Regions from separate parts of the Mus musculus genome. Here region 1 is linked to region 2. The links are chromatin loops, found by intact Hi-C in ENCODE. Cell type or tissue: left cerebral cortex. All regions are shown on one strand. Links, peaks and the distances in the headings refer to the core of each region. The heading gives the core; the rest is flanking DNA.

Evidence for each region. Hi-C counts contacts between places; a loop is a spot of excess contacts. Peaks named below come from ENCODE experiments on the same cell type or tissue, not always from the same donor. Only the 100,000 strongest peaks of a DNase experiment are listed, where the experiment ranks them.
Region 1: a loop joins it to region 2, with 2.1 times the contacts of the local background. A loop is called at or near these places in 4 of 42 quality-filtered maps.

Annotation. Positions count from the first base shown.
Region 1 is chr13:17,880,348-17,896,023 of GRCm38, forward strand. Rala (v-ral simian leukemia viral oncogene A (ras related)) reads right to left here. Exons shown (of 5, transcript NM_019491.5): 3 at 12,775-12,983; 4 at 8,160-8,334; 5 at 228-2,154. The coding sequence ends at 2,032. It also overlaps the pseudogene Gm18362. Among named protein-coding and RNA genes, the nearest start is that of Rala, 56 kb to the right of the region's middle. In left cerebral cortex, for the core only: no CTCF peak of the experiment used is centred there; a DNase peak (open chromatin) is centred at 7,684.
Region 2 is chr13:17,974,141-17,989,816 of GRCm38, forward strand. It overlaps Yae1d1 (Yae1 domain containing 1), which reads right to left. Exons shown (of 3, transcript NM_025904.3): 3 at 12,500-15,642. The coding sequence ends at 15,240. Among named protein-coding and RNA genes, the nearest start is that of Yae1d1, 11 kb to the right of the region's middle. In left cerebral cortex, for the core only: a CTCF peak has its summit at 9,286 (motif pointing left); a DNase peak (open chromatin) is centred at 9,277.

The DNA.
Region 1 (15,676 bases), core at 6,310-8,809, 95 kb before region 2:
CAGAACTCTATGACAGCACAGAGCCCATCTGCCAGCAGCTGTCACAGCAGCCTCCCATGCCCAGCAGTGACTTAAACTTGAACACCAACACCACCCTGAAATCTGCCCTAACACCAAGGTCTCCAAACATATGGCTCAAGATTCAGCTGTTTGTAAACCTCTGCTCAAGATACTCAGGTGGTAAAGTAAGACTATCACGCTGTAAACATCAATGAACACCACAGACATTTATAGAAAAGGAATTTTATTGGTCTTTAAATGGCTCAAATTGCAAATAAATGAACCGGGTAGCGGCATCAGCCCAAGACATGTGATGCTTCTGTCAGCTGGCTTCATAGCACCTAGTACCCAGGACAGGGAAGGTCTCAAAGCAAATTGCAATGTTAGTGGTTAGGACCCTGGTTCAACAAGACTGCAATGAGTGCACGCAGCCATGCTGGGCCTGCTGGCTGGGGTTACACAGGGAACTCTAATTTTGCACATGGCCTAGTCTGTGAAAATATTAAATCAAACCCTTCAAGGACAAATATTTATGGTAAGCTGAATGTAGTATCTAGACAGTAGAGTTCCTGAATGCCTGTTTCTGGTAACATCATGTACACATTTGTTTCCTGGAATGCCTGAGTGTCTCCTTGACCTTATGAAATTAGGACTGTGCAACAAGAAAAACTGTTTAATCAAGTGTCTTAGCCCCACAGAGGAAAAGAAAAAAAACCTAATAGTGGTTTACTTCCCATTGAAATTACATTCCTAACAGCATGCTTGAATTCTTGCAGCGGAAACATCACAGACTGACGTCTGGTCAGTATGTGCCATACATGTTTGACTGCTTCATGTTAGGAAATATTGATACAGTATTCATTATGAACATAAAGAGACTACAAAGACTTCTCCTAACACCCAAACTGTAACCTCAGGAGTACACATTTAGAACTTACAGGTAGCAAACATACTTCCTCCAGTGTCCTTGTACAGACCACATTAGCTCTCCTCATAGTCTTCCCTGTGCCCTGCTCCCAGGAGATTAAACACTTAAATGCGCATCACTTGCAGACAGCAATGACTGGGGACCAGCACTCTACATAAAAGGGGCATTCATTCAAACTTAATTGGTACTCACGCTCATAATCTAAACTTATCATATAAATATATGCTGGCCCTTCATCTTTAACTACCTTAGAGTTTATTAAAACCAATGAAGGAGCTCTGGAACTCTAAGAACCAGAGTATGGCACACATCTGTAATTTGGTCAGACTCCTAGCAGTTGGACATTTCTCAGGAATCTTTCTTGTAGCTCTCCACGGCCTGGCAAGATAAGATCTTCTGTTATTCGTCACATGGGCAGCAAGTGGCCCCGCGAGCTAGTGAGAACACACCCAGAATGATGTCACTGGATTATTTTTCAGTTTCTAAATTAAGGCATATTCAAAAATGTCCATGTATAATAAGTTCCCATCTCTTTTCTAAGTTAATCATCAGGTAATTAATATGCAGATTCACAGGTGAATTACTCTCAGTTTTACTATATGCAACAACCATGCCAGTAACTTCTTCAAGATTTGCATAACAACAGCTTAAAAAGTAGTACAGTTAACTATCGTGTTCACAATTGTCATTTTTCAAGGCAGTAGAAGACCAAGACATTTTAAAATAATATAAAATTTAAGCTTTATAATAAACACCAGAGGAAATGGTCATTTCTTCCCCGCCCCCATCTTACCTCTTGATTAACAGTTTGAGAAAGACTGCCCCCCCCCCAAAAAAAAACCAAGCTTACACGCTACATTCAGGACTGTGATAAATGTAGGCAATTATGAAATAAGTTGAACTCTGCTTCTTGGTGAAGCCACACAATTTCTTTTTTAAGTGAATTTGACTTCCAGTGCAGTTCCAATTCATGCTTTTAGTGATACATAACAATTTCCAAAATGTTAAAGTAATTTCAGTCAATTGAGCCTCCAATGGCAATGCTTATAAATTATATTTATTAGTATGGTCAGGTCAGGATAAGAAAGGAGTTTGGGCTTTGATTATAAAATGCAGCATCTTTCTCTGATTCTCTTGGCTAAACTTTTCCTCTTCTTTTTTCCATTTTTTTCTTTGCTGTCTTCCATCTTTCTGGCTCGTATTTCCCTCATTAAATCAAAAAATACCTAGAAATAAGAAAGTAGAGTAAATAAAACCAGCAACGGCATGAATTCATGATTGTATCTCAGCAGCAAACCCTGGGGATCAAAGAATCCTGTCTAAGAATCCGCTCTTCCCCAGGTGGGAGCCTGGGCCCAGCACAGGATGGCAAACGCTCAGTCACAGAGCTGCTGTCCCTCGGTGGGCTTGCTGCTGAATGCAGGCAGAGGACAGCACACAAGGAAGTTGAGACTTGAGAAAATAGCAGCTTTTCTGAATGACATACACCTCATGGTAAATTGTACAACGAACCCCACCTATTTATTGTAATTTTCAAGATTCAAATGAAAATAGTGCTATATAGTAATGGCAGAGCCCAAGATAAGACTCAAAGGATTACATAAAATACTTTTGAAAGGCTACTTATTTTTATTTTATGTGTATGAGTGTTTTGCCTAAATACATGTATGTATGTGTGCCAGTGTACCCCATGTTTGTGTACCAATGGTGTGCCCTGTGCCTGATGTGGCCAGAGGCACTGGATCCCCTGGAACTGATGTTGTAGACAGTTGTGAGCTGTCATGAGTGCTGGGCGCTGTACCTGGGTCCTCTGCAAGAGCAGCCAGTGGTTTTCACAGCTGAGCCATCTCTCCAGACCATGTAATGAGCATTCTGTGATCAATAAATCTATTTTGCTAACTTATATTTGGTGATGATTATGTTTATAATGAAAAAATTAACATGGAAACTAAAAATTGCTAGTGAAATAACTGAGGTATTAAATTTCAACTACAAATCTGTTCTCTAACAAAGAAAGACCTAGAAAAATATAATAAGGTAAGTGTGAGAGGGAGGGTAGCTCTCACAGTCCACAGTTCTACATAATAAGCTAAGTGTAAGAGGGAGGGTAGCTCTCACAGTCCACAGTTCTACATTCTGTTTGGTCCTTAGAGTCTTGCTGCCTACCCTGAACTCACCAACCACCTGGCCAAGCTTCTCAAGAAACTCAATTACTACTTATGGAATTAAAAACTAAACTATAAAACCTTCTACCTTCAATAAGACTAGAAACAAACAAGAAATATGTGTGCTCATATATACAGCACAAGTGACAAAGACTATAGTGTCTGACATGCTTTTCTTATTATGCCTTTAGCTCTCAATGGAAACTAACTGGAGAACTGCCAGGTGCAGATGTATGGAGAAGGTACTTGTATGGAGGGAGTGCGTGTGCATCTGCTTGGACTTGTAAAGATAAAGCTATCAAAGGATGAACCAGACACTAACTAGACTAGCAGGAACACTATTTTCAAGAGCAACGGAGGACATCAGAACTGTCGAGCACCTCTGAATGACATTTCCACCTGGGAAAATTACAATTTTGTCCACTAAAACCATAAATAAAACACAAAAATTCATTAAAATTTGAAACTGGAAACAATGACTAAATTCCTAGTTGATGATATGATCATGTAGAGAAAAAAATTATTTCAGGGGTCTTTAGAACACAGTATATGGAAAATTCACCTTAGGTGTTAAAGATAAAAATAAAACTCAAACAAGTAGGACCATCATGCCTAGCATGCAAGAAACTCTACCTGTGATTCTGAGTCACACACACACACACACACACACACACACACACACACACACCTATATCTACATACACATACAAAAACATACCACACACTCATACCAACATGTACGTACACACACACACACACACACACACACACACACACACGCACACACATACACACACACACACGCACACACATACACACACACACACACACGTGTGTGTGCGTGCACAGGAACTCACATACACATACAGAACCTCAGCAACAACAAAAACAAAGCCAAACAAGTCTCAAGAATCACGCTGTGAAAGTGACTCACACACTGGAGGACAATACAAATGTCTGCTGGAAGCCAGGCTTTCCAGGATGAGTGTTACCTCAAAGAGGTAAGGATCTGTGATAGAAAATCTGAATGGGTAATAACAGCGTGAATTCATGAGCTTTTCTTCTATTTTTAGAAACGATTTCCTGGCACTGTTCAATGAAAAGCCACAAAGAGGTAATAACCAGAAGGTAATGAGCAAATATTCTCAGGTTGAGGCTGCCGACTAACAATCCATCAAATGGGATTCTTGGGTAATAGCTGATTTTTTGAGCTGGAGCAATAAATGTAACAGTTAGGTGAGAAAGTGAGGAAGCTATAAAATGCTAGTGCCTCAATAGACAAGGGAATGGATGTTTAAAAGGTAAATTCTGGACTGGAGAGCATACAAGGCTGAAATACCACAATGCCATAGACCACAATGTTGGGATTCAAATTCTCCCAGGGATTTTGGAAGCCCCTGCTTCCAATTCAGATGGGACTAGCTCTAGCAGGAAGCCCCCTTTCTGGCCAGTGAGAGTCTTCCAGTACTGGTCTCTGTATCAGCACTGTATCAGACATATATAGTACACTAGGAAAAGGACATAGAAGGCTTAACTTTCCAACAAGTCAATGACTTTCAGAAGTCACCCAAACTAGAAAACATGGCAGGAAACATTTCAAGTTGGCATCAGCTAACTTGATGAATTAAGTCCTGTTTCAAGCGCCAACTGAAACAAACATTAACCAAGGAAGAGGAAGACAGACACCCCCCTCCCCACCCCCCACCCCCGGAGACGGTAAACACTCCCCCTATAGCAGAACCACCTCCCAGGCTATCTATCTTGTTCTCCTGGCTCCACCCTCTTTTCTCATTTTAGGGCAACCCAATGCCTATGAAATTTGGCTTTCTAATTCCACACTAATGACCAGAGAAAATACCTTTTCACATAAATAAAAATAAAGACAGACAAAACAAACTCACAGGTTTACGCTTGACTTAAAATATCTGTGGCTAAAAAATAAAAACTGCCCTCACCAGTATTTCTAGTTTTAAGTATTTAGTGGCCCTGAGTTCACACTTGAGACTATTAAATTGTCAAGAGAACCAAGAAACTATTATAAAAAATAATACACAAAGAAAGTAATTTGTGTGTATATGTGTGTATACATGTAGCTTAGAATGGTTGTAAGCTCTAAGAAAGCTACACAATTCAGAAATCACAAAATAGAATAATCAAAATCTGACAGTATAATCTATTTTTCCCATGGTGAAAGATAAAGTATGCCACATGAAGACATGTAACAGACTAGGAGACAATAATGACAGCAAATGAAGTGGACAGAAGATTAATGTTATTATTCTAAAGTAGACACAAATCAAAAGGTATGTAAGCCATTAGGCAGATGGGCAGAAAGACTTCAGATGGGCAGATGACTGGGTCAATCAATCAGTCAATCAAAGCACATGCAGTCTCATCGGTAATCAGGGTTCACCATGTTCTGGCAATTTTAAAAAAAATTTATTATTATTATTATTATTATTATTATTATATCTGGTGTGTAGCTAACTTCACACATACTAGAAGAGGTCGTCAGATCTCATTACGGATGGTTGTGAGCCACCATGTGGTTACTGGGATTTGAACTCAGTTCCTTCGGAAGAGTAACACTGAGCCATCTCACCAGCCCTCTTGCAAGTTTTTAGGGCTGTCTTAGTTGGGCTGGTAAAGACTAAGAAAACTGTCTTATAAAGCACACTGCTGTGGTGGGTACTTTGTCACCTCAGATAAAGAAGAATCTTTTTCTAATAACCTCAGAAAGTTTGGTGAAGTACTGTTTGTAGTAGGAAACCTGTGGGTGCCAGGGGAGAGATGGCTCAGTGGTTAAATGCAATTTTTCCTTTCAGTAGTGGGGTTCAGTATAAGGACTCATTGTGACTTAAAACAAGTCTGTCATTGGACACACGTAGCTTTGGTCTTTCGCATCTATAAATTCTGTTTCAATTACTACCGTTGTAAATATATTTATATGTGTATTATAATTTTCCAGAAAATACATTTTAATTTTTATTTTAATACTTTTGAATTAATGGACTTTAATTTTTTTCACATAATATTCTGATCATAATCTTTTTCTCCTGAAACTCCTCCCAGTCTTTCCCACCTCCCTGCCAACCCAACTTTATTCTTTCTCTCTGAAAAAAAAAATCAAACAAACAAACCACCCCCAAAGACAAAATAGTATGAAAAGCACAAAAACAAAACAGAGAGCACAGAGAAACCTACTGAGCCGCTCTTGTGCTGGCCAACTGCTCCTGAGCCCAGGACCTGACCTGGGTGTAGGTTAGCACAGCAGTGATGGCACACTGGGGAAAACTGCATTTTTCTTTCCTAGCCACTCAATTACAAATAGCTTTTTGGTTAGGAATGGGATTTGTGCTACTTTCCCTGTCCACACTAGGACAACATACACTTTTAGAATCTGAAGTGCTGGGTCACACTTTTGAGAGATAATGACCACATTGCCCTTCTATAAATATGAGGCTTTTTGTACATTTCTTGCCAATAATATACTTTCATTTTTTTCCTAACGAGACAGGCTAAAAAATATGACATTATATTTTTTAAACAGTACATTTGTTTTTATAAGTAAGACAAAGTCCTTTTTAAGTTTAAGGCCATGTCCCCTTTTTTCTGGTAATGCATTTGGGCTGCACTCTTGCTGGACTGCTGGCTGTCTTCTCGCTATCCTGTGAGTGCTCTGATCCCAACTGGCTTCTTCTGAGGTCAGCTGACTAGACACGGCTGTGACAGCATGGCTCATCTCTGTGCACTGCCTCTGTTTGCCTCTCTGCCCCTCTCCCCTTCTTCTCAGTCACTTTTAGTGTGTTCACAAGTGTCTTAGGACAATTAGGAAGACAGATAAGCCTATGCTTTGAAAACTCCCTCATATTGAATATTAAAATACATTTTATAAGAACTTTACAAATATTTAATATAATCTTACAGAAAACCAGCACAGTATACGGAAGAGAAAAACTGTAGGACTCGCTGTGTCCAAGTACTAAGTCTGACCACCTTACTAAAAACCTTAATCATGACAACACAGCCATAATATCTGTTATAAATGAACAGAAAGAACCTCTGATTTTTTTTCTTTATCTCATGATGCTTTCTGCCTCAAATTTTTTCTTTTCTTGTGTGCATGTGTTTCTTCTTAAGACATATTCTCATTGCGACTATGTAGTCTAGGCTGGCTTTGACCTCACAGACAGCTGCCTGCCTCTACTATGGCTGACCAACCTCATGCTTCCTGACTCAGTATTATGGACCTCTAAGTATAAGCAGACTGAACTACAAAAGCTCACTGCCACCCAGAGCAATGTAAGCTTTCTAGAAATGCATATTCCGATTCTAGAACAAATGAAGCAAAATCCTTAGTGGTGAGCCTTAAGGCTGTGTGCCTGTTAGGATTCAGGACAACTGGGTGCACACTGGGTTTAAGGGGCGCCTCTAGAGAGAACCCCACTGGGAGTCTCCAAGCACCAGAGCCATCTCAGCCCTGAAGATAATCTCCCCTAATCCTGGAAAGGGTTCCATCCAGAAGGCACCCTCCCTTCAGAGGCCTTACATAACACTAGGCAGGCATCAGTCAGAGCACACACAGTGCTGGCACGGTAGGATCTAGAGCTGCTTTTACACTATACAATGCCATGAAAAATGAAGGCAGTGAGTGGGATGAGGACTTCTGATGACTTAAAAAAGTACGCTTGTCTGTAGTTCTTATATCTGAGAAGGCCCAAGACAAGGTGAATTTCTACTGTCTTACTTAAACATTTACAGATGATACACTCAGTCTGTCAGAGCTGGTGAAATGGCTCTGTGGGTAAAGGTGCTTGCCACAAGCCCAAGGACTTGAGTTTAATCCATGGTGGGAGGAGAAAAGAGACTGTCCTCTGACTTCTACAAGTGTGCTACGGCTCCCTCCCACCCTCAATAAATAAAAGCAAACTAAAAACAACAAACAAACAAACAAACAAACAAATGAAATCACTGTACTAAATTATAGTTTGGATCCTGGAGTCTAGATTAAAGTAGGGTAACAGGGCCTTTAGATACATGGCACAGTAACAATGAGAACAATTTACCTTGTCAACGTTGGCGCGCGTTTTAGCAGACGTCTCCACATAGTTAACGTTCCACTGGTCAGCTCTGTTTTTTGCCTCTTCTACAGAAACCTGCCTTTTATCTTCTAGATCTGACTTGTTACCAACCAGGAGAAATGGAACATTCTCATCTTCTTTTACTCTTAAAATCTGCTCCCTAGATAAGTAAAAGCAAGCAAGAAAGTATTAACACAATGTCTGTACATTAAACATCACATAATAGGGACTGGAGCAATGGCTCAGCAGTCAAGAGCATGTGTCACTCTTGCCTCCGGAGGATCCAGGTTCAGTTTCCAGTGCTCACATGATGGTTCACAAGCATTCCTAATACCAGCTCCAAGGGATCTGATGCCCTCTTCTGATTCCTGTGGGGACTAGGCACACTTACGGTGCACATAGTTACATGCAGGCCAAAAAGACTCATACATATAAAATAAATCTAAAACCAAAACAAGTAAACAAACAAACCCCTCAGAATAACAACTAGCCATCTGCAATCAGAATTTATTTACAAGCATGTTTCTAGATAGTACCAAGTTCATCTGTTACCTGCCAACAATTAATTTAGATATATATTCCCTTAACTAAGGATAGAAAACTACAGCAAAGTAGGAAACGCCAGCATGGCAGTAGCAGAAAAGCCGTGAGGACGGGCTCCAGGGCAGGAGCCATGGCTTTCCCTGGTTGCTGCTGTAAGTGTGAGCACATTTTGTGCATCAGCAACTCACCTACCCTCACCTACCACTTACAATCCAGATCCAAACTCATATCCTGCTATTTGTATTTATTTTAGTGTTTTCTTTTCGGTGTGGGACACTAGGCAAATGTCCTGACACAAGCATTCGTGCACAGCATCTTTTTTTTTTTTCTGCTCCAAGCGCTCCTTCAGCACTTAGCTTCCCGACATTCCAACAGGCTGTGTGGACTCTCAGACTATCCTGATGTGATGAGGAGCTTGAAAGATTAGAGGAACATGACTGAGTCTCTCAGTTTTTCTCTTAATTAAACTGATATTGTGGAAGAAGCTTTCAGAGATAGATAGCACTACTCTAATTACACTCCAAAGGTCCCACACAGACAGAGATTTCCATAGATAGCTCTTGAATACAAAGATGTCATGTGTTACAAGGTATCACGGATTGTAAAGTACTATGACTCTGCTCTTCCTAGCCATGTGATTCTGAGCAAGGTGCTTCTTTGCCTCAGCTTCCTCATATGTAAGGTGGACTGACAATGCGATCGATACTCACACTGTTGCTGTGCTTATAACTGCGTGTGGTACACAGTCAAGTATAGAATGAGTCACAGGCGCCTTATTACTGGAGCAAGATGCCTAGCTAGCTTGTGTATTTATTTTAAGGTCATAAGATTGAATCCCAGGCTTTGCGCACACTATGAAAGCGCTATATAATGTGTTTTAAATACTCTCACACTATGTCATGTGGTATCATATAAGGATTTTGAATATATTTCTTAATGATTCATTTTTAATATTTTATGCTCTTTTACTTTGCTTAATTCCCAAAGAATATTTTGTATGTTTTGAAACAATTTAGTATTCAACATTAGATATATGATCCTCAGTTATAGACAGGATTAAATATTCAGTAGTGATATTTTTAGGGTGTGAAAGGATATAAATATAAAAGTTGAAAATAATTTTTATATATTATTTGATTCTCAAAATACTCAATATTATTAATATGTTTGATGTATAAATGCATTTAAATAATAAAAAAATTAAGAAAAAAAGAAAAAATTAACACTAATAAAATCTAATTTATTAAAAAAAAGAGTGACTCTACTGAGCTATGTCCTCAATTCCTTTCATTCTTTTTTTTTTTAAAGATTTATCATTATATATAAGTACACTGTAGTTGTCTTCAGACATCCCAGAAGAGGGTGTTAGATCTCATTACAGATGGTTGTGAGCCACCATGTGGTTGCTGGGATTTGAACTCAGGACCTTTGGGAGAACGGTCAGTGCTCTTAACCACTGGCCATCTTTCCAGCCCCAATTCCTTTCATTCTTGAGAGAAGTCTCAGTAAGTTGCCAGTGTGGCCTGGCTTTGAACTTGTGACCCTTCTGCCTCAGTATCACAGAGAACTTGAGTTACAGGTATCTGAAAACACGTTTGGCCTTTTCACTTTCGAAATGATGACACATGGGCTGGCTGAATGGCTCAGCTGGCAGAGGCGTCTGTGGCCAAGGCAGACCACCTGAGCTCATTCTCTGGGACCCATATGCTAGAAGAGCATGGATTCCCACAATGTGTCCTGCAGCGTATGTCCATACGCTAAATAAATAAATAGACAAAGAGATAGAATTAAACATTTAAAATAAGAAACAAAATAAATACCTTAGAGTACCTAGCTATCATAGACATGCTATACCTTTGAAATTGTTAAGAGATGCTGAGTTATAGCAACACAAACATGTGCAGAATTTTGGCCCATCACAGTTTGTTACCAGGGCTGGTAAAAACAAAATCTCTTTTGAGAGGCAGAGTCTCATGGTTTCAGGCCGCACATTTACTCTGCAGCACAGATGCCCATGTGCTACCCTACTGCCAGGCTTACTGTTACATGTTAGTCCAGTTCAAGTTCAGACATTACTATAGAAATTTTAAAATATGACAATCCCTTTAAAACTTGGCCCAATTTTATTTCTGAAGTAAGGAAAGGTAGGTCCAAACAGTTCCCAGTTCTCAAATCCAGTGTCGATCAGCCACGTGTTACACTGTTATATGATTATAAACCATGCATGGGAGAAAGAAATGGGTAAAAAGTTCACAGTTCTCAAATCCAGTGTCAATCAGCCACATGTTACACTGTTATATGATTATAAACGGTACGTGTGAGAAAGAAAGAAATGGGTTCTTGAGAAAGACTTTTTCCTGGTAAGAAAAAAAAATGTGTAAGTTCAGTAAAAAGGCTGGATAAGTGTGGAGCTGGAGAGATGGCTCAGAGGGTCAGAGCACTTGCTGTTATTCCAGAGGGGCAGGCTTCTATTCCCATACACTTGGTAGCTAAAAACTGGAACTTCCGCTTTAGGGAATCTACTACCCTCTTCTGGCTCCCGCAGTGCATAGACATACAAGCAGGCAAAACTCCCACACACATTTAAAAAAGTGTGGTATGGTAAGTGTGATACTAGTGTCGCAAGCACATTTAAGGAGATGGGAAGCAATGGCCTGCCTTGGTGACAGATGAGCAGGAAGGGTGAAGGCTGGACGTATTTAGGGACAGCTCTGGTGCTAACTTTCAGGTTGAATCATGGAGAGTGGCGTCTGTTACCAGTCAGACTGTTTCAAACTGACTTTCTTGGTGCTGATGAGTCACTGGGGCTGCTCTTCTTTATGGGAAGGAAACTGCACTGGAAGTACACAGAGAAGCAACGAATTACCCTGACTTCCCAGTCAACCATAGCTATGGAAAAAAAAAAATCCTATTCCATTATCAACAGCAATGCCTGCTTCATAATAAACTCTTTGGTATCTTCTGGAAGAATGAAAGAGCATGTATTAGCACTTATATAATTTTCCACGTCTCACTGATTCCAAGTGGATCCGTCATCCACTATGCAGTATCACATATGAAATTCTTCTACAGAAACCAACAGATTTGATCTTATAGATCAGTTTATCTTGTGCATTTTCTCAACCACATGCCTTTGTTTGGGGTGCGTGGGGGAAGACTGCTCTCTAAGATTCTTTAAGAGCTCTCGAGTTTCAAGTATATAAGTGTTCCAACACTTAAATATCGTCTTTTCTCCCAGGGTCATCTTTTTTATAATGTTCTCTGAATGCCTTCCTTCCCTTTCTGGATCTTCTATCATGATCTCTTCCTACTTTACCCTCCATGTAAAGGGGTTTTGTATCATGCCTTATATATACAACTAGGCTGCAAACCCTGATTAGAGGATGTATTCAGGATTCTGTAGAGTATAACACATGCTTCTCCTGTGCCTTGCATGATAGAACTCCAATCACAGATACAAAACTCTGTAAGTAAAGAGCAACTTGTATGATGAACTGAGTACTTTCAAGATTGCTTCAGAGACGGTTCACGCCGATAGCTCTCAGACAGACAGTGATGTCATCTCCTCTAAACCAAACCTATGTCAAACTCCAATTAGGTACACAGTGTATACTGTAGAACAAAGTCAAATATGCTAATCTACAGTGATTCACTTTATAAATTTAGTTGATAAGATTATTGTATTTTAAAAACTCTAGGCACCTATATAATAAAGAGGATGACACAAGTGCTGAGAAACTGACCATTGCAGAGAAGATGTGGAGCATCACTGTGGTCCCTATCCCACCACACCAGTAGACATGTTACTTTGAAACACTTTAGTAAGGCATAAAGGTTCTCTGGGCACTTGAAACTACAACGTAGCCAGCACCTGGACAACTGTAAGCCCTGAATGAATATATATGTGTATATCTACAGCGGCCAGAATCACACACTGATATTGAAGTGGAAAGACACTATTCAAGACAGTAACGATTAACGAGCAAGAAACTTCAGTTATCCACCTGTTTCTGGGAAGAACTGTTGTGTGTTTACATGAGATTAGGCTCAGCCATACCTGAAGTCCGCGGTAGCTGCGAAGGACTCCATCTCTGTGATAGAGAAGACACAGAGGAATCCCTCCCCACTTCGGAAGTAGTTGTCTCTAATTGCAGCATAGTCCTCCTGCCCCGCTGTATCTAAGATGTCGATCTGCACTTCTTCCCCGTCCAGGACTACCTTCTTCCTGTAGCTGTCCGCTTTGGTAGGTTCATAGTCCTCTACAAACTACAAAACACACACACACAAACACATCCGTTTTTAAAATTATTTTTACTTTTAACAAAATCTTATTTAGAAGTCACTACTCTTTACATGTTTTCGCCAAATAGTAAAAGCTGTACCAATTTTCATTTTAGATTACTGGTCAGCTGTTTTATCTGCAAAAAGACTGGGTTGAAGTCTTACTTCTAGGCTGTTTACACCTTGAAATTAGTGCATTTTCAATCTAGAAATACCATACATACGAAACACATTACACATATATACTTTTTATCAAATTTAGAATCCCACTCTAGATGACTTTAAATAAAACAAGATTTTGGTTCCAAAGCTGTGGAAATAACTTATAAGCCAAATTTTAGATAAATACCACTATGCCTTTCTCTAAAAGGTGACAAGTTTTAGTACCAGGGGAGACCACTCTCTAGAAACCTTAGCCTTTCAGAACAAGATGGTCTGACTTTACAACATCGTCATCCTCACTCCATTATTATGTACACACACACACACACACACACACACACACACACACACACACACACACACATATTGTAGGCTTTTAATCAACATTTTCATTATTTGCTTAATGTTTATGTAAGTTACTAGTTATCTACCTTTGACAGCAGGGGCCCAAAACTACTACATACTCAGTTCTATACATGCTAAGTCTAGAACAGCAAATAGTACACGGTAGAGCAGCAGTTCTAAATCTTCCTAAGGCTATGACCCTTTAACACAGTTTCTCATGTTGTGGTGATGCCCAACCATACCATTATTTTTGTTGCCATTTCATAACTGTAATTTTGCTACTGTTATGAACTGTAATATCTGTGCTTTCTGATGGTCTTAGGTAACCCACAGGTTGAGAATCACTGTGGTAGACAGTCAACAATTATTTACAACATAATGTTTTAGTAACTGTATTATCCAACATTCTACCATTACTTTTTCTAACACTGTGCTTAGTCATCCATTGAAAGCTAAAAAGCTGATGGAGGCTGGAGAGATGGTTCAGCAGTAAGAGCATGTGCTGCCCTTTCAGAGGACCCAAGTTCGATTCCCAGCACCCACATGGCACCTCATAACTGTCTACAGCTCTAATTCCAGGAGATCTGATACCTTTATACAGACATACTCGTATTCAAAGCACCAACCAATGAACATGAAATAAAAATAAATAAATCAACACAACACTAAGAACCCCACCATTCTGTGAGTGTGAAACCAATGCCCAGTCTGAGCAGCCTCTGCTGAAGTCTGTGACCAGTATCACTTCTCTCTGTATAACAGCATGGGAAATATCTTTGTAAACTTCTTCAAGGACCTCTCTTGAAAAAAAAGAAAGAAAGAAAGAAAGAAAGAAAGAAAGAAAGAAAGAAAGAAAGAAAGAAAGAAAGAAAGAGAGAGAGAGAGAGAGAGAGAGGGAGAGGGAGGGAGGGAGGGAGAGGGGGAGAGGGGGAGAGGGGGAGAGGGAGAGAGAGAGAGAGAGAGAGAGAGAGAGAGAGAGAGAGAGAGAGAGAGAGGAAGAAAGGAACAAACAAACCTTCTCAGGATGGGCCTGGATGTTGCAGGAATGTCAAGAATTCTATATAAACTGCAGCATGGTGAAACCCTGATGACCATTCCCACCATACAACTGAAGTGTGGTGAAGCAATAATCACCATTCTCTCACCACTAGTTTCAGGGTGTTGACTGCTGAGTACAAGAACATCAGTTTCACCATCTGGGGTATGGGCAGCCAGAAAAACATCCCACTATTTACAGAATGCCCGAGGTTTGATCTCTACAGTAGACAGCAATGACAGAGGGTGTGCGAATGAGGCTTCCGAGGAGCTCATAAGGATCCTGGCTGAGGCTTAGCTGGGATGCTATTCTGGTGTTTGCCTACAGGCAGATACCAACTGGACCTCCCCAGTGCCACAGTGTAGCTGAAATCACACTCAGGCTGGGGCTGCACTCTCTATGCCACAGGAACTGGTACATTCAGGTCACCTGCCCTACCAGTGGGGCTGGTTCTATAGAGGACCAGACTGGCTGTCTAATCAATCTGGAAGCAGAAGTGAACCAGACCCTTCCCCAGTCAGTTCCTTTTCTCTGCCCTCAGCTATCTTCTCATGCTGCAAGTCTGACTCCACCGTCCTAGGTGTAGGAGCTGTCTCCATGGATGGGTCACATGTACATACAGTCTACAGCCAAGCTTTTATTTAATGTAAATGGTTTCTGTTTCTACCTAGACCGTTTCTGGTGCCCCCATGCAATGTTACTTAGCCTTTTGATTATGAAAAGAGAACCAACTCTCTGTTAGTACTAAGGAAGGATCTAGCTAGGTGTCAGGGCACCTGATTCCCAGAGCCATAGGGCTGGACATCAGTGTCAGGATCCATTTTGGTGGTTGGTTTTCAACACAAAGTCAGTGCATTAAAATAAAAAAAAAAGCAAGATGAGAAACTTCATCACACAGAAGGGTGCATGTGTCTGGGGTAAGTTTTGCTTTAGCAACCTCAACACTAACCCACTTGATTGGCTGTTACCCTGTGGGAACAAACTACTCTCGGCTGCATGACCACAGCTGAGACCCTGTGACATGACTGCCTTTGGGTCACCTGTATACCACAGCTTGCTTATACTTGTGATCACATAGTCACCTAGGGATGAGCTGATGGTCAAAGGGTCCAGGGCCTGGCCTTGTCTTTGGCTG
Region 2 (15,676 bases), core at 7,988-10,487:
AATGAACAACCTGGAGGGCTGGGATGATGGTTCTGTGGTTAAGAATGCTTGCTGTGCAATCACAAGGGCTGGAATTGAGATCCCAGCCCCTGGATAAGAAATGTAGCATCCTGCAGACATCTGTAACTCTAGTCTCAGGAATCCCTTATCCTATACCCTATTCTGGCCTCCACCAGTGTACAGGCAGGCACACCTATGCACAAATATGCAAACACTCTCTCTCTCTCTCTCTCTCTCTCTCTCACACACACACACACACACACACACACACACACACACATACACAAATAAAAATAAAACTAAAAGCTAAAAAGCACAACAGAAAGGCCATTAAAACTCTTTTTAAAAATTAAGATAATTTAATGTCAGCAGACCTTTTTTTTTTTTATATAAATAGCACATTTTGTACAATGTGTTAGATAATATCCTACTTTCCTTTCTGTTTTGTGCCATGATTTATGTCTCCTAAAGCTAACCCAGAAATAAAATTTCAAGCAATGTGATGTATTAAATTGGTCTGAATTTTGTCCCTAAATTTATATTAACTTCATCTCACTAAATGTATTTGTTGAAGTTCTAATGCCAGCCCAAAATGCAATCACATTGGAGCAGAGGTGCTTTTCCTGGTTCAAATGAGGTATGGAGGGTGACTCTTAATCAGATACTAATGGTATCATTATGAAAAGAAAAAATATTTATTTTGTTAAAAGAGAACTCAGTTTTACATTTTAGGGGTGTGTGTGTGTGTGTGTGTGTGTGTGTGCGCGCGCGCGCGCGCGCACCATGGTGCTCTGGTGGAGATCAAAGGACAACTTGTGAGTTGGTTCTCACTTTCTATCATGTGGGTCTAAAGGCACTTGCCACCACGCCTGATGACCAGACACTGCATACTGACAACAGAGTATCTTCAGGTTGGGGCAGAGGCTTCTGCAGCAGCCAGACAACATCTTGATCTTGGACTCCTAGCCCCTCCAGCTATGGGAAAATGTATACCTATTGTTTATACCACACAAACAAGTGTGTGTGTTTGGGAAGTCACAGCAAAACAACGGAATGACTGCAAAAGTAAGAAAGGGGAGGGAAGAGAGCTGACAACAGAGTGCATCATCCTCTATGGGGTCACAGCACCCCACCCCCACCCCCACCCCCACCCCCATGGATAGCTTTGAGAGACTGCAGGGTTTAAGACAGCCATTTTGGAGTGGGGTAGATAGAGATTCATTCTGACCATTGTCTGTAAACGAGAGCTAATTTCCTATGGTCCTATGAGAAGAATAGAGTCCTTGTTCATGCCTATGCTTGATGTATTTTCAAATGTTCAAAACATACCTTTTTTTTTCCTTTTTACATTTTACTTTATTTCAGAAAATCTCTAAAATTAGTGTTAATAATGATTATTTGCTTAAAAGTATCTCCAGAGCTAAGAAGATGGTTAATTCATGTACTGCTTTGGCTAAGAACCTGAGATCATTCCAGCCTCTGAGTCAGGCAGTTCACAACTGCCTGTAAGTAGCTCCAGAGGCCTTTGGCCTCTGAGGGCCCCTGTTCTCACATGCACATCCCTTCACACTCCCTCATCCCCCAAATTAAAGTTTATAAAATTCTTTAAAAGTATCTCTAGTAATCAAAAATGATTAACGTTTGAGTTAAGTTGGCTCTCTTAACTATGTTAGCCTGGTGTTAATGCAGAGGCTTAGTAAATATTTAATATACAAAATACTTAAATCTTTAATCAATAATCACACCGATCTATGTAAATATATGACTTCCTTGCTTATGGGACTGTAGAGAAACCACATTGGGTTTTACTCTGAACTTCTGCTTTTAACAACCACAAACCACAAATCAGAACACATCCATCTTTCACTCAGTGTTTTCTCTGTCTGAGTCATAAGGGTTGGTGAGGGACTTTTAGTGAGTCACAGTGAGTCTGTGGTGGTGAGCGACTTTGTCCTTGGTCTTGCCTCTAAGTGTTGCTTCCTGAAATACTGCTTCCCTTCCAGCTCAGCTGACTGGTCACAGTTGCTTGGGTGCTGTGCTTTCCCGGGAGGTTCCTTTGATAGGCCTCCTGGGCAACAGGAACCTATTTGGTAATGGAGATATCAGGCACTTAAGTGAATTGCCTTTAATTATGGAAAACATAAAGGCTTGAAACAGAGTAAGTGATCAAAACAAATTGCCCTCCCTTAGCAGTAGCCAAGAGGAATGTACATTTAAACGCTGAAGCCCTGTTTTCACAATAATGTGAAAGAAGTCATAGATCGCATATTAAGTCTGAAAGAACCAATGCTTTACCTGTCTAAGAATGCTCTTCCAAAACAAATAATGAGTAGCTTTGATTTTAGATTTAGGATTCTAAAATACATGTACTCATATTACCACTGAAATAGTCGCATAGAAAGTTACATAGCAGGAATTTTTATCTACTGCCATCAGTTTTCAAAAGTCATCAATTTGTAAGTTAATTGTCCCACCTAAAATGACAGTGTAAAGTATTTTATAACAAAAGCCATTTGTGCTACTGAACATGTTAGAGTATTTTGGATTTTTTTTTGTTGTTGTTGTTGGTTTTTTTTTTTTTTTTTGCATTTCTACACATTTAAGTTTCTACACAAAGTTCTGCACATTGTTTCACTTTCATTTTATGCTTTTCGTCTTTCATTAGTTCCCTCAAAAATGTATTTTTTTAAAACAGAAATTCAGTTAAACGATGTCTAAATTTTAAAAGTAAATGTTTGAGTCTCCCCCCCCCAAAAAAAAATTAGAAGGAGGCAAGGGAAAAATGGGAAGTCTTGGCTTAATTTGTACATAAGACTAAGTTAGTGATGCGATCAGCAAGGAAGCACTAAGTAGATAGCCATAACGACTATCAAGGGGGAAGTCTCCCATGAGACGGGACTCTCAGATTAGAAAAAGCACGTGTGGGAGTCTCACATACCACAGCTTTCACTGTCCGGGTTTTGAAGATGTTCCCCAGCTTTCCATACTAATTTCCAATGTTGCAAATTCATAGTTAAATCATTTTGGGCCATCATAGGCCCTTAGTAGCCATTTATCTCCCTCTGTTGAATGTGAGCTGACATCTTTGTGAATATTAGGTAAAAATTATGTAATGTACAAATAGACCACCCTGATTTTTACCAACCACAAGACTAAAAATGTTGACAGAAAGCACCCAAGGCCTATCTGGTAACCCGACCGGAATCTGAGTTCTCAGACCATGAGAACACCTTACCTTATTCTCAAAGTGAGAGCTGTGTTTTCTCACTGACAGTTATGCCCCCAACATAAAGCCTCAAGAATAATTCACTTTTCACTAGAGTTATCACCTGTCTCTACACCAGACACCAGGAGAATAGGTCCCTGTGTCCCAACCATTAAATGCTGTCTCCTCAGGGGTTTCAGCATCTGGAGTTCAGACATACTGAGTTTTGGTCACAGATCCATTGTGGTCATTCAGAGCTTATTGTTTAAAATCCTATTTGTTGGATACTTTGTCTTCTGTTTTACTCCCTTTGGTTTGTTTTCAAATTATTTGGTGTAAGGTATCTGTTTTGTTTGCTTTCAAGACTTTTTTCGATTCAGCTTTTGACTTGTTTTGGCTTCTGGCTGTTTGGTTTGTTAATTGGCTGGCAGTTTTTTCTTTGGACACTCCTCCCATATCTAATCTAAGAAAAGGGGAAATGTTTAGAGAAAAGCAGATCTAGTATTTAGCCAGTGGCCAGTTCTCTGTTTGATAAATGTGTTAATTCAACCTGCAAGTATTAAGAAAAAAGGGGGAGATGACCAAAGTAAAGACAACTTGGATTTTTGTTTCCCTCTGGGGAGCAGTTGTGATCTCTAAATTGGTTTATTTTTATTTTGCAATGTATAACTGGAAGTGCTAGGCAATAAACACCCCCCCACAACATACATAAATTGGCAGCCTGTTTTAATTGGAATTTAAAATTATCTTAAAAAAAAGAAAAGAAAAAAAGAAAATTGGTAAATTACAAAAGTTTGTATATCTATATATCTATATCTATATATATATATCACACACATACACACACACACACACACACACACACACACACACACACACACACATATACACATTCTATAAGTTCTGTCCCTCTAGAGGACCCTGAGTAATACAGAGGTGATTCTTCAGTGTCCTAAGCCATTCTCAGTGGGAGAGCTCTGTACCCCAAGGCATTGCCTTCCTCAATGACATACTTACTCCAACAAGGCCAGACTTCCTAATCCTTTTCAAATAGTGCCACTCTTGGATGACTAAACATTTAAATGTATGAGGCTATGGAGGAAATTCATATTCTAACCACCACGATATTAAGAATAATTTAATTGGTGTTACTCTGTGGAATAATACTCCAAGAAACCATAGGTTGCCAGATAAAAAGCCTAGTGCCTGGTGTGGGATAACTTCCCTGAAGTTACTTACTGGTCATGGATATCTTGGAGACTTCCAAAACAAACCATGCTCAATGGTGGTAGCCCCTGGCTACAGTAGCTTGCGTAGCACAATCTGGTACTATGAAAGCTTGCCAGCAAAAGAGAATACTCCATGATCATTACCACCGATGAGCACGATATCTCCAGAAATAGGACCTTACCATCAAGTTTTGATGGGCAATCAAGAGCAAAAGCGATAGCTTACCCAGCTGTGACTCTGAGTTACAGCAATAACCCAGATGACAAGAAATACACATGGATGCAGTAGTGGCACAAATGTAACAGGAGTAACCAATTGCTTATTGATTGGATTTAAGGGTCTGTTCCACATGAGGAAATATTTACCTGGCATATAAATTTTGCCAAGAACCCATAATTGGAGAGTCCATAGACTCCAGGAGTGAATTTACTACTATTATTTCTGGTAAGTAATCCAACCTACCTCCAAATTAGTATCTCTACACCTCTAGATTTCTGCAGTCTCAGACCCAATCATAGAAGTTTCACTGTGCATGAGGGCAATTAATGAAGAAACTCAGAACTGGCCATAGTACACTGATTAAGTGTCTGTGGAGTGCTCAACCACAAACAGGACATGTGTATCACATACTCTCCTCAAATTCAGGGACCAGCATTGAAGAGGAGGATGAAAGATTGCACGACTCAGAAGCCAGGGAGGGCCAGAGCAAAACTGTCTTCTGGACATGATAGAATCTCTACACTCATGTTTGTAGTGATCATACAGCAGCGCTTGGTGCCTATTTACATACTGAGAAAATATCAATGCAGTCAACATTCCAACATGGGCAGAGGAGAGATTTCCCTAGACAAGAAGCTATTGACACTGATGGCTTCTAAGGGAAGAAGAATCAGTTTTGTTTAAGGTTGTAGGCCCTGGTAGGTTACTTACTACACTTCAGTGTACATCCATAAGTATTTGGGCAGTACAAATTGTAATTTAGTCTTGTTATGAATAAAAAGAGTTAAAAAAATCTGGCTTAAAGTGGCATTAAGAAAAAACATTTTAATCCATAAGAGACATTGTCTCTTCAACTATTTAGCTCCTGGAAATAGAAAAAGGCGCTGCTTTAAGTCTGCATGGCCATTTTACCCTTTGATCATTTGTTACCAAGCCTTTCTGACATCTGGGGAGAGAATCTTTCTACCTTTTTCACTTGGCATACACAGATTAAATAGAATTGGGTCACATATGTTCACAATTGTGTCTATGTAAGTGTTTGAGTGTCACTCAATGCTGAGACCACATGGAACAAAACTCAGTCTTCCCTCAGGATGCCCACCCCCCCCCATACACAATAACTGAGTAACAAACTTGTGGCCATTTAAATTTTTTATTGATTTTTTTCTGTACCCCGAATTATGATGATGATGTCTTGAAATACTTAGCTTAAAAATGTGTGTGAATGTGAAAATGCAAGTATACTGGGGATATGGTAAAAGGCCTGGCAAATACATACTGCCCGTCTTAGGGTTTTATTGCTGCTAAAAGACCATGACCAAAAGCATCTTTGGGAGGAAAGGGTTAATTTGGCTTGCAGGCTAGAGTCCATCATTAGGGGAATTGGAGGCAGGAACTCAGAGCAGGAACCTAGATGTAGAAACTGGCACTCTTGCCCATGGCTTGCCCAACCTGCTTCTTAGGACCACCTGCCCAGGGTGTCAACACCCACAGTGGGCTGGATCCTCCCACATCAATAATTAGTCCAGGAAATACTCATCAGACTTGCCTTCAGGCCACTCTTACAAAGGCATTTTTAAGTTGAGAGTCCTTCTTCCTAAATGACTCTGCTTTTGTGTCAAGTAGACATAAAACTAAGGAACAGACTGACTCATACTTGGGGACTCTAAACTTCTTAAAGTTGAGGTCCAAATGTTTTTAACACTTGGGAGACATTTATGACCCAAACAATAACACCATTAAATTCTAAGATGTAAACTTAAGATTTTGATATAATTGAAAAAACCAAAACACTTCATGATTCCCAGTCGTATATTTCACTTCTACAAGAACATTTCCTGATGCAGTGTTTTGAAGTAAGTGTGTTTGCTTTTCTTCCAGATCATCCTAGGCTAGCCTTGAACTCAAGCCCTCTTGTCTCCTGTTCTTTAGTTTTGGTATACAGGCGTGAGCCATAGTACTGCCCTTTCTTTCCTTACTATAAACACAGTGCATTAAAATTCATTCTAATAAACCAAGCCCTATAATCTCACTACAACAATACAGAATTACTGTATTTGAGAATTATCTAGATTTATGCACAAAATACACATAAAGCAATGGGCATAAAGCATCTGTGTTCCTTTACAGCATTTTACAGTGACTTGTATTTAAATACATATCCCAAACTTTTTGTTTCTATTATTGATGTAATGATAACTTGTAATGTGAATTTGTACCTTTTAATCTTGTGTAGGTTATAACAATACTTTTTTTGAGACAGTTTTTTTTTTCATATCTGTCCTAAGTTGGCCCTAAACTTGTAATCCTACTGCTCCAGCCTAATAATTTTTAAACTGTTGATCTATTAGTGTGTTTCTCATGTTTCTCCATTATAGGGAACATGACAATGAATTACATTTGTACTAATATTTCAAATCTCTTACTCCCTTCAATCCAATTCCCAGAGTCAGGATTTCTCAGCAAATGTATTTATTAATACTTCTGGATCGATACATATCCTTTTATACCAAATTAAAAAAAACACATCGATTTCTAGAATGTTATTTGTTTTTATTTAAATTTTTTATTTTCTTCATTTACATTTTTTAAAAAATTTTTTATTAGATGTTTTCTTCATTTACATTTCAAATGCTATCCCAAAAGTCCTCTATACCCTCCCTGCCCCCCCCCTTCTCCCCTACCCACACACTCCCACTTCTTGGCCCTGGCATTCCCCTGTACTGGGGCATATAAAGTTTGCAAGACCAAGGGGCCTCTTTCCAATGATGGCCGACTAGGTCACCTTCTGCTACATATGCAGCTAGAGACACAAGCTCTGGGGGTACTGGTTAGTTCATATTGTTGTTCCACCTATAGGGTTGCAGACCCCTTCTCTAGTCATTCTTGCCACAAATGCACACTGTTGCAGGATATTTGAACTGTGAACCCCAAGATTGTGCTATTTATTGGAAAAACCTGTTTCTGGTTGTGGTATGGCTCAGTTCTCCAAGAGCTTTCTGCTTACTGTAAATAGGATAGATCAAGAGTAGATCAAGTAACCAATTGACAGGGAAAACTATGGGAGAAAACCATAGGAAGAGGGAGTCAGGACTTAGGATAGAGAGACATACAGGAAGTAGCGGGTGGGGCATTCAGCTTGAGGGTTTTTGGAGAAGGTATAGAGAACTTTTCTTTCTTTTTGGGCTGTTGGCTGAGGAGGAAGGTCAGCTGGGTGCGTTCTGTGCCTCTCTGATCTAGCAGCTTTGACCCCAGCATCTGGCTCCTGAGTCTTTATTGGTAAAATCAAATGTTTGAGATTTTGTTAAAAACAACAAACAGTACACTCTATCATTAGCAACGTTTTTTGCCCAACTTTGAGTTTTTCCTTGGTTGCACACTTGAGACAAAGCGGCCTGTGACATGGCCAAAAGTATCATGTTCCCCTTGGAGAGACAGAGGCCTCAGAGCCTCTAAAGAACACACACACCCTACCCTGCTGTCGCTAACTTTATGAAGGGTCCCTCTGGTTCCATAATAGAGAAATGCTCTTCTAGTTGACAAAGGTGTGACTTGTGATGGACTTGGTGCCAACTTCCAGACATCAAATGAGCCTGATATAGGCACGCCAATAATACATCATTTAGCATCTTGATGTGCGATAAATATCTTGCAGTATTTCTGAATAACAAAAACTGTATTTTTCAATATCGTATCAGTATAGTTTTGCTTTAAAGGCAAGAGGTATCAATACTGTTGTCAAACCAGTCTCTCACTTTATTGTAAAATTTTGATAAAATTTGTTTAAAAATGTATACAGAATCATATGCTTAAAACTAAAGAGTACTGGGGTCTAGAAAGATGGCTCAGCTGGTAAAGACACATGCCACTAAGATTGAGAACCTGTTCCAAGACACATATGCTGAGAGAAGAAAGCTGACTCCAGCAAGTTGTCCTCTGACCTTCACATTCAGGCCATGGCACCCCACACCCCCAGTAAATGTAAGAGACTGCTGAGAACAATGTGATTAAAAATAAACATCAGGGAACATACGTCCATAATGCTGACCGGGCAATTCCTAAGTGAGTAGCTTAGTTACTTGAATGACGTGTCCTTTATGTGAGGAGCATTGCATCTGGTTGTGGATTTGTTGAGAAATACTAGAGTGGGTGGAAACGTTGTCTACTACTACCTTTACGTTATAAAAAGTTGTTTGTGTGGGTGAGAGAGAAGCAGGATCCAGAGCTAGAGAAGAGATGGCTTCGATGTGTTTGAAAACTTTGATCTTGCCGAGCATGTAGACTCTTCATGCACATGAAATCATAACTTCACATAGTCTCCTTCTGAAGGCTCTAGATGCTCTTTTAGGTCTCAGTTTGGGAGAATAAAAGGTACTTTTTTGGAAAGTGTCTTGACATAGGCTGGCTATGGGATAAATTGGATACCAGGCCCATGCTAATTCTCAGGTTAGAAGTAGGCAGACATCCTAGTTTTTGTTTGTAAATACAGTCCTCCTAATCCTTCGCTATATGCCTAATCTTATAATGAGTCAACTGTACAGCCCAACGTCGGGGATAATCACTAGCTCCTTGTGAGAGAGGGCACAGGCAAAGGAAAGGGATACAGCAGGGTGAAGCAGCGCCACCCAGTGGCTGTGAACTCACTCAACAGCCTTTTGAAAACAATCCAAAGGCCTTACTCTTTGATAGTGAATTGTATACAAATACACATCAAAGGACAAGAAAATGGAGTATTCCAGAGTTTGAAAGTCTTGGTTATTTTTGGAAAAAGCTGTAGCAGTATGGCATGGTGCATAAACATCCTCTTTTAGAAACAATTGTTTCTTATGTATGTGTGTAGTCTGCTTTCCTCTACAGGTGCCATCTCTGGCGTTTCCAGATGCCAGAAAAGGGTACTGGATCCCTTAGAGCCAGAGTTATAGGGAGTTGTGAGCCAACCCATGTGGATTCTAAAAATTGAACGTAAATGCTTTTAACCATGGAGCTACAGCTTCAGCCCCTAACAGCCCCATTTTGAACTGAGTCAGAATATATAAAAGCAAGACTCATTATCAAAAAATTGGTGACATCAACCGGACCTTGAGAATTTAGTTCTTACATATGCCAAGCACGATTTGCTGCATCACTTCAGAGGTGGTCAAGATTTTCTCCTTCAAGTGGGGAATGGTATTTTTTTTTTCTTCTTTTAAATGTGTAGCACATTTCTGAGGTGCTTTCATTCCTTTTAATTTCTGGTTGTCATTCACATTATCAGAACAATATTTTTATTGTAGTAGTGTTTAATTAGTGTGATGGTTAATTCTGTCAGCTTCACTGGATCTAGAGTCAAGTAAGAGATGTGCCTCTGGGCAGGTCTTTGAGGGCATTCTCAAGAATTAGATGGGGGGAAGAAGACTCCCCAAGAGTAGGGGACACCCTCTTGTGGCACCCCAGATATAATAAGTCTGAAGAAAAACCAGCATTGCTTGCTTGCCTGCCTTCACTTCTTGTTGGTCAATGTGCTTTCTGTTGCTGCCGTTACCACTCACACCCTGGCCTAGCATCAGACCCTAGCTTCCAATGTGAGTTAAAGGCCAGCAGCTCTCTGGAAATCTTCCAGGTCTTCAGTGCTGGACCTGGCCTGCTGAGGCACCCTTTTTAAGGGTGAGCAGCTACCAGTTTCTCAGCCTCTCCAACATGTAGAAGTGATCGCTGGCCTGTATAATCGGATACAATGAATCCTTTAATGACAAATTTATCATATCAGGGCCGTTCCCCTTGAGAACCCAGTACAACTGCTCTCTGGGAAGACTTAGGAAATGTAGACAGAAGAAAACAAGGGGAACAGAGAGAGCTCCTAGCTCCACTATTAAACACTGACACTGCTACCATGTAATTAGTGAGCATCTATCAAGAGCACAAACTCTGGGGCCAGACTTCTTTCACATTTCAGAGCTATGAGTTTGGGTTAAATTGCTCAGCCTGTCCCTTAGCTTAGTTTCCTTGTCTCTAGCATTGGCTAATGTATCTCTCTCTGACAGAGTTTTAAGATGGACTAAATAAATTAATCTAAAAAAAAAAAGCTTTCAGAATAAGGCCTGTGCATACTGACACTGTATTCACTATGACTTTTACTGACAACTGCTGCTAGTAAAACCATATACAAGGAACCCTGCTGAAGGCTAAGCATTTATTAACCTGTTTCTATCTAGTTCTGTGTAGTTTCTTTCTGTATTTTAATACCTGAAACTATTAAATACATTTTTATGTTTTAAATTTACATTATAGTATGATAATATTATTTATTAGTACAACTTTTGGGTGTTACAGTGAATTAAACCTCGGGCCTTACATATGCTAGGCAAACGCTCAACTACTGAGCTACAGTCTGAGCTCAGTATAATTTTTAAGGATTTTACCAATGCTTAAATGCTGTTGCTTGATGTTACTACTTATCCTGGTATAGATGGTGAAAATTTTCAGATATGTGGATTTTTATCATTAACATGGAAAAAGAAAATTAGTTTTAAAAAGTTATGGATGTGTCTGTGTAGCAGGTGCATGCATTGCCTATGGAGTCCAGATGTGGGCATCAAAGTCTCTGTAAGTGGAGTTACAGATTGTTGTGAACTGTCATGAGAATACTTGGAACTGACACTGGGCCCTGGGAAGAGCAAGCAGTACTCTTCACTGCTGAGCCATTTCTCCAGACGCAGCAACATCCTAAACAGGTATTCTGGAATCCCACACCCCTAGTCATATTTTCAGTTAGGCTAAAAGATTCACTCATACTTTCTCCTCTTATGCAGGAATCTGTGTATCTCTGTACAGAATAGGATGCTAAGTGCTGGGCATTTAACCCTGAATAAAAACGGAACCAGATAAGGTTCTGTCTATAAACATCTCAGGAAGGCAAAGACAAGTCCAACAAAAGACAGAAGTAGGGCTAGGCTAGCGTGAAGTGTACTCACTAGCTGATGAAGCCAGGTGTAAGGCCTGAATCCTGGCATTTGGAAGTTAGAGACTGAATGATCATGAGTTCAAGGCTAGCCTAGGCCACAGAGGCCATCCAGGAACATATCCAGGAACAGGGAGACAAAACAAAACAAAGAACAAGAATGCAGAAAACAAAAAACAACCAAATTAAAAAAAAAGTCTATTTGAATGAAAGGACAAGTTCAAAACATTTTGAAGATATAAAAATACTCAATTGGATCTAGAGTACAAACAAACAAACAATCCAGTGAAGATTTAACGATTTCTAGTTTTGGATGAGTCCAGATGCCATTAAGAGTCAAAACACAAACTGCAAAGAGTCAGGAAAGAGTAGAAAGAATAGGCTGTCTGCTTAGACATGCTGTGTTAAACCACTGAAATAGACTTGAGAAATTGGCAGGTGTAAGTTTAGCTCTAGAGCCTGGGATAAAGATGGAAGCTGAACTGCTAGCTTAGTACAGTGGTTACTATGGGAGGGGAGATCATCTGATTAGAGTCAAAACACCAAAAGGGTCCAAGAATGAAACCTCCAGAAATTTAAGAAACGGGCAAAAAGCGGAGCATTGGCAGAATGATAAAGAACAGTAGTAACTAGGACAAAAATAAAGGCAAGCAAGCGTAGGGGTGGGAAGGGGTGGCTAACTTTGTGAACAGGCAAGTGGCCAGTCTGACAACATTTCGGCGATGGGGCAGCTGTGACCTTGCCTAACAGTGACCTTAGGAAGAGGCAGTGTGAAGAGGGTGAGTGGACAGCAAGCACTTGAGGCAAGATCATCCAACTCTGTAAGTCTGGTAGTCACAAAAGACATCTATGAGGGTGTGGCATCTTCACAATGGGGATTTGAGATTTCTAGACAGCAAAGTCTTGACTGGTAGTTTATGAACAGCATATGTTTATTTCATCTACTGGCCAAACTTGGGAATAATTTAAAAAAATTAAGTTAAAGACACACACACACATGTAACTATTTCCCCTAGGTCTTAGACTAGAGCACAAAGCAATAAAAACCTTACTGTGAATAGGGTGAGAATCACAATTTGGTCTTTATCTGGGTTTACCATGAAAGCAGTTAGCAAGCACTTTGGCAGATAGTCATTGTGCCACCTAGTTATGTTTTGGCCAAAAATGAGATATAATATGGTCCCATAAGGCCCCATCTCTTTGTGACATCATAAACACTTTATATATTTTTATATTTGTTTAATGGAACTCCCCGGGGTTACATTTCTCAAAATCTATCCCCAGCAAGTGGTGCATGGCTGCAAATAAAGATGCTTGTAGATTAATTCAGCTGGCTACTTACTCTGCAAATCATAATTTGGTGGCCTTAGTAGTTCTAATGACTTAAGTGTCAGGAAAGCCCCCCTTCCATATTTGCTTAAAAAGATCTAGATGTGTCAGTGCCATAAGTAACTTACTTCAGATGCAATCTCAGGCCATGACACTCTGGTCACAGCTGCAGGGCACCCTTGCCTTCCCATCTACATTCACCTAGGGCCTCTTCATGAGACCTGGCTGCCTCCCAGCATAGAAAGCAAAGCAAAAGGCAACAGTCAAGTAGATTCTCCTTTACTGTTTCTGGTTGAACTACTCTAGAACTTTTTGAAAAAGCAAGAGAGTTTCTCCCCCTAAGCCAACAGCCTTTTGTGTGTGGTGTATGGGTATATGTCTTTGCTTGCACACACAGAAGATAGAGGGCATCAGAGGTCCCCCTAGCAACCTCTGTGTTGTAGAAACTATGTCTCCAGGAATTTATCTTGCCTTAGACCATTTATTTTTTAGATATTTATAAGACTTAAACAGTATAAAAGCTGAGCAGTTGTCTATCCTCTATGTTGTTAAAATTTATTTATTGATAACCCTGAGTTATTATGTATGAGGTTTTATTTGGGCTATTTTAAACTTCAATTGGCTAGCTCTAAGGACCACACTTTTTGTACTCTTCTTCCCCTCATGGTTCTCCTCTGACACCAAGTCCATGAAACCTAAACCCCACTTATGTCTCTTCCACTCAGCAGGCCTCTTTATTTACCAATCAGAAATAACTCGGGGGCAGGGTCACTCAGCATCTTACAAACTCTCCCTGGGGCAAGCCAGCAAGTGCCTGCAATCTTCCAGGTCCCCCAAGCCCCTGGGGTTAATGTATGCTTGGGACCACATTTAATTTTGAAGTGGATAGTAGGTGTGCAGCAGATGCTTTTAGCTACTGAGCCACCCCTCTAGCTCTCACAGCTAATACCCAACTTCATCTTCTGTGACTTTTAGTGTAATGATACTTTACGCAAGTAATGATGGCAAGGGATTTTCCATTTAGAGAATCTTATCAGGTTATATCTAGACAAAAATCTCAAGATTACATTCAAATCTTAAGAGTGGCTATCACTGTTAGAGATGGTTATGTCTATAGAAAATACAATGTAGAGCAACACTGACACTTGAAAGACTTTAATATTCTGTGGGTTTGACATTTCAATATGGGAATTGTTCAAAAGGTCCTAGGTTCAATCCCTAGTACCACGAGGTTTTAAAATAAAAACCCAGCCATCAAATGTTACTTTGATACTTGAAGCATGAATTAGTATATCTACAACACTATTTCAAATTCTGCTGACACAATCTCTTAATGTTCTGTGCGTTTTAAGCAGGGACTGAAACCAGGGGCCTTTACAAGGTCCTCCAGCCAGTCTCTCAGGAATGCATCTTTCAGCACAGCTAAATACTGGTTAGACAGCAACCGAAGCTGTCAGTAAGGGGTAATTACCTGGATGGCTCTCAGTCAGGCGTTGTATATTAACTTCAGGTGGGGAAAAGTGATGAAAAACTCCTTTCCCGATCCTGGGTCATGGAACAAAAATCTGACTGTGAGTCTGTCTATGCTAGATTATGCATTTCGTTCCTGTCAAAGCAGTACTGTTTTTTGCCCTTTTTAAAAATCCCAATGTAAATAACAAGTAAAATTGCAGTTCAGACAGAAATAGTTTGTTACAGTTTGAGAAAATGTGGCCAAGTCCTCATTACCTAGAATGCTAAGTAGTTTCATTTCTTTACAGTTTAGCACAAACTGTTTTTTTTTTTCAATTTTTTTCATGAAATTGAACATCTTTAATCATAAATACATAAATAGGTCAGTTTTAGTACTTTGCTTTTTATTATTCATTCAATAATATAAATATTGTGTCAGTTTCTACAGTCTCTTGACTTTAATGTATAGCTATCTATAGATCTGCTTCTCCTTATTTATGCTAGCTTTCAGGTTACTTCTGGCAACTCTGGCTTGCTTGCTGGTGAAGAGGCCCTGATTCCAACAAAAGCAGAAAGCAGCATTAGATTTTATTTTCCTTGTTCTAAAATGCTTGGCTTTTGCTAGTCTAAAAATGATTGATTTTGATTAGAAATTTGAAAATGACAAGGATTTCTGAGTGTATCTAAAACTAAACAATTTACCAATGTCATTCCATTTACTAGTGTTAATACTGAAGACCCTTAACAATTCCGTCCACAAAGGGTAACTACAGGGGAAGTGTTCGTTCAATCAGCGTTACCTTATCCAGAACACAATGCTCTAAGTAATAACTGAGCATTACTTCCACTAGAAATGGGGAGGTAATTTTATAGTTGTCTCAGGTGCTGTAATATGTCTGCCGGTACTCCCAGCTGTTTCACTAAACTGGATGTCTGCTCCAGAATCCAAGAGAGGCTTGGTTTTTCCAAATGTGCATGCTCTTTTGGTCTACAATGTTCTGGATGTGAACAACCCATCCCATTTGGACTGTCAGAATCGGTGTTAATCTCAGCGTTACTGTCACCTTTCGCTTGGTCTGACGGAACTACGTGACAAAGGTCCATATCCTCAATGGCGTCCAATAAATCCGTAACTCGTGGCTGTGATGTAACCGATTTCAGACGTCTGAGCACACACTCTTCACACTGGTCAACTGTGTCCAGGAGGTTACTTATCTTACTGATCAGAGTCGAACTATTACCATGAAGGTGACACCAGGAAAGCAAAGCACTGAATGGAAATATGAACAAGAGTTAAACAGGAA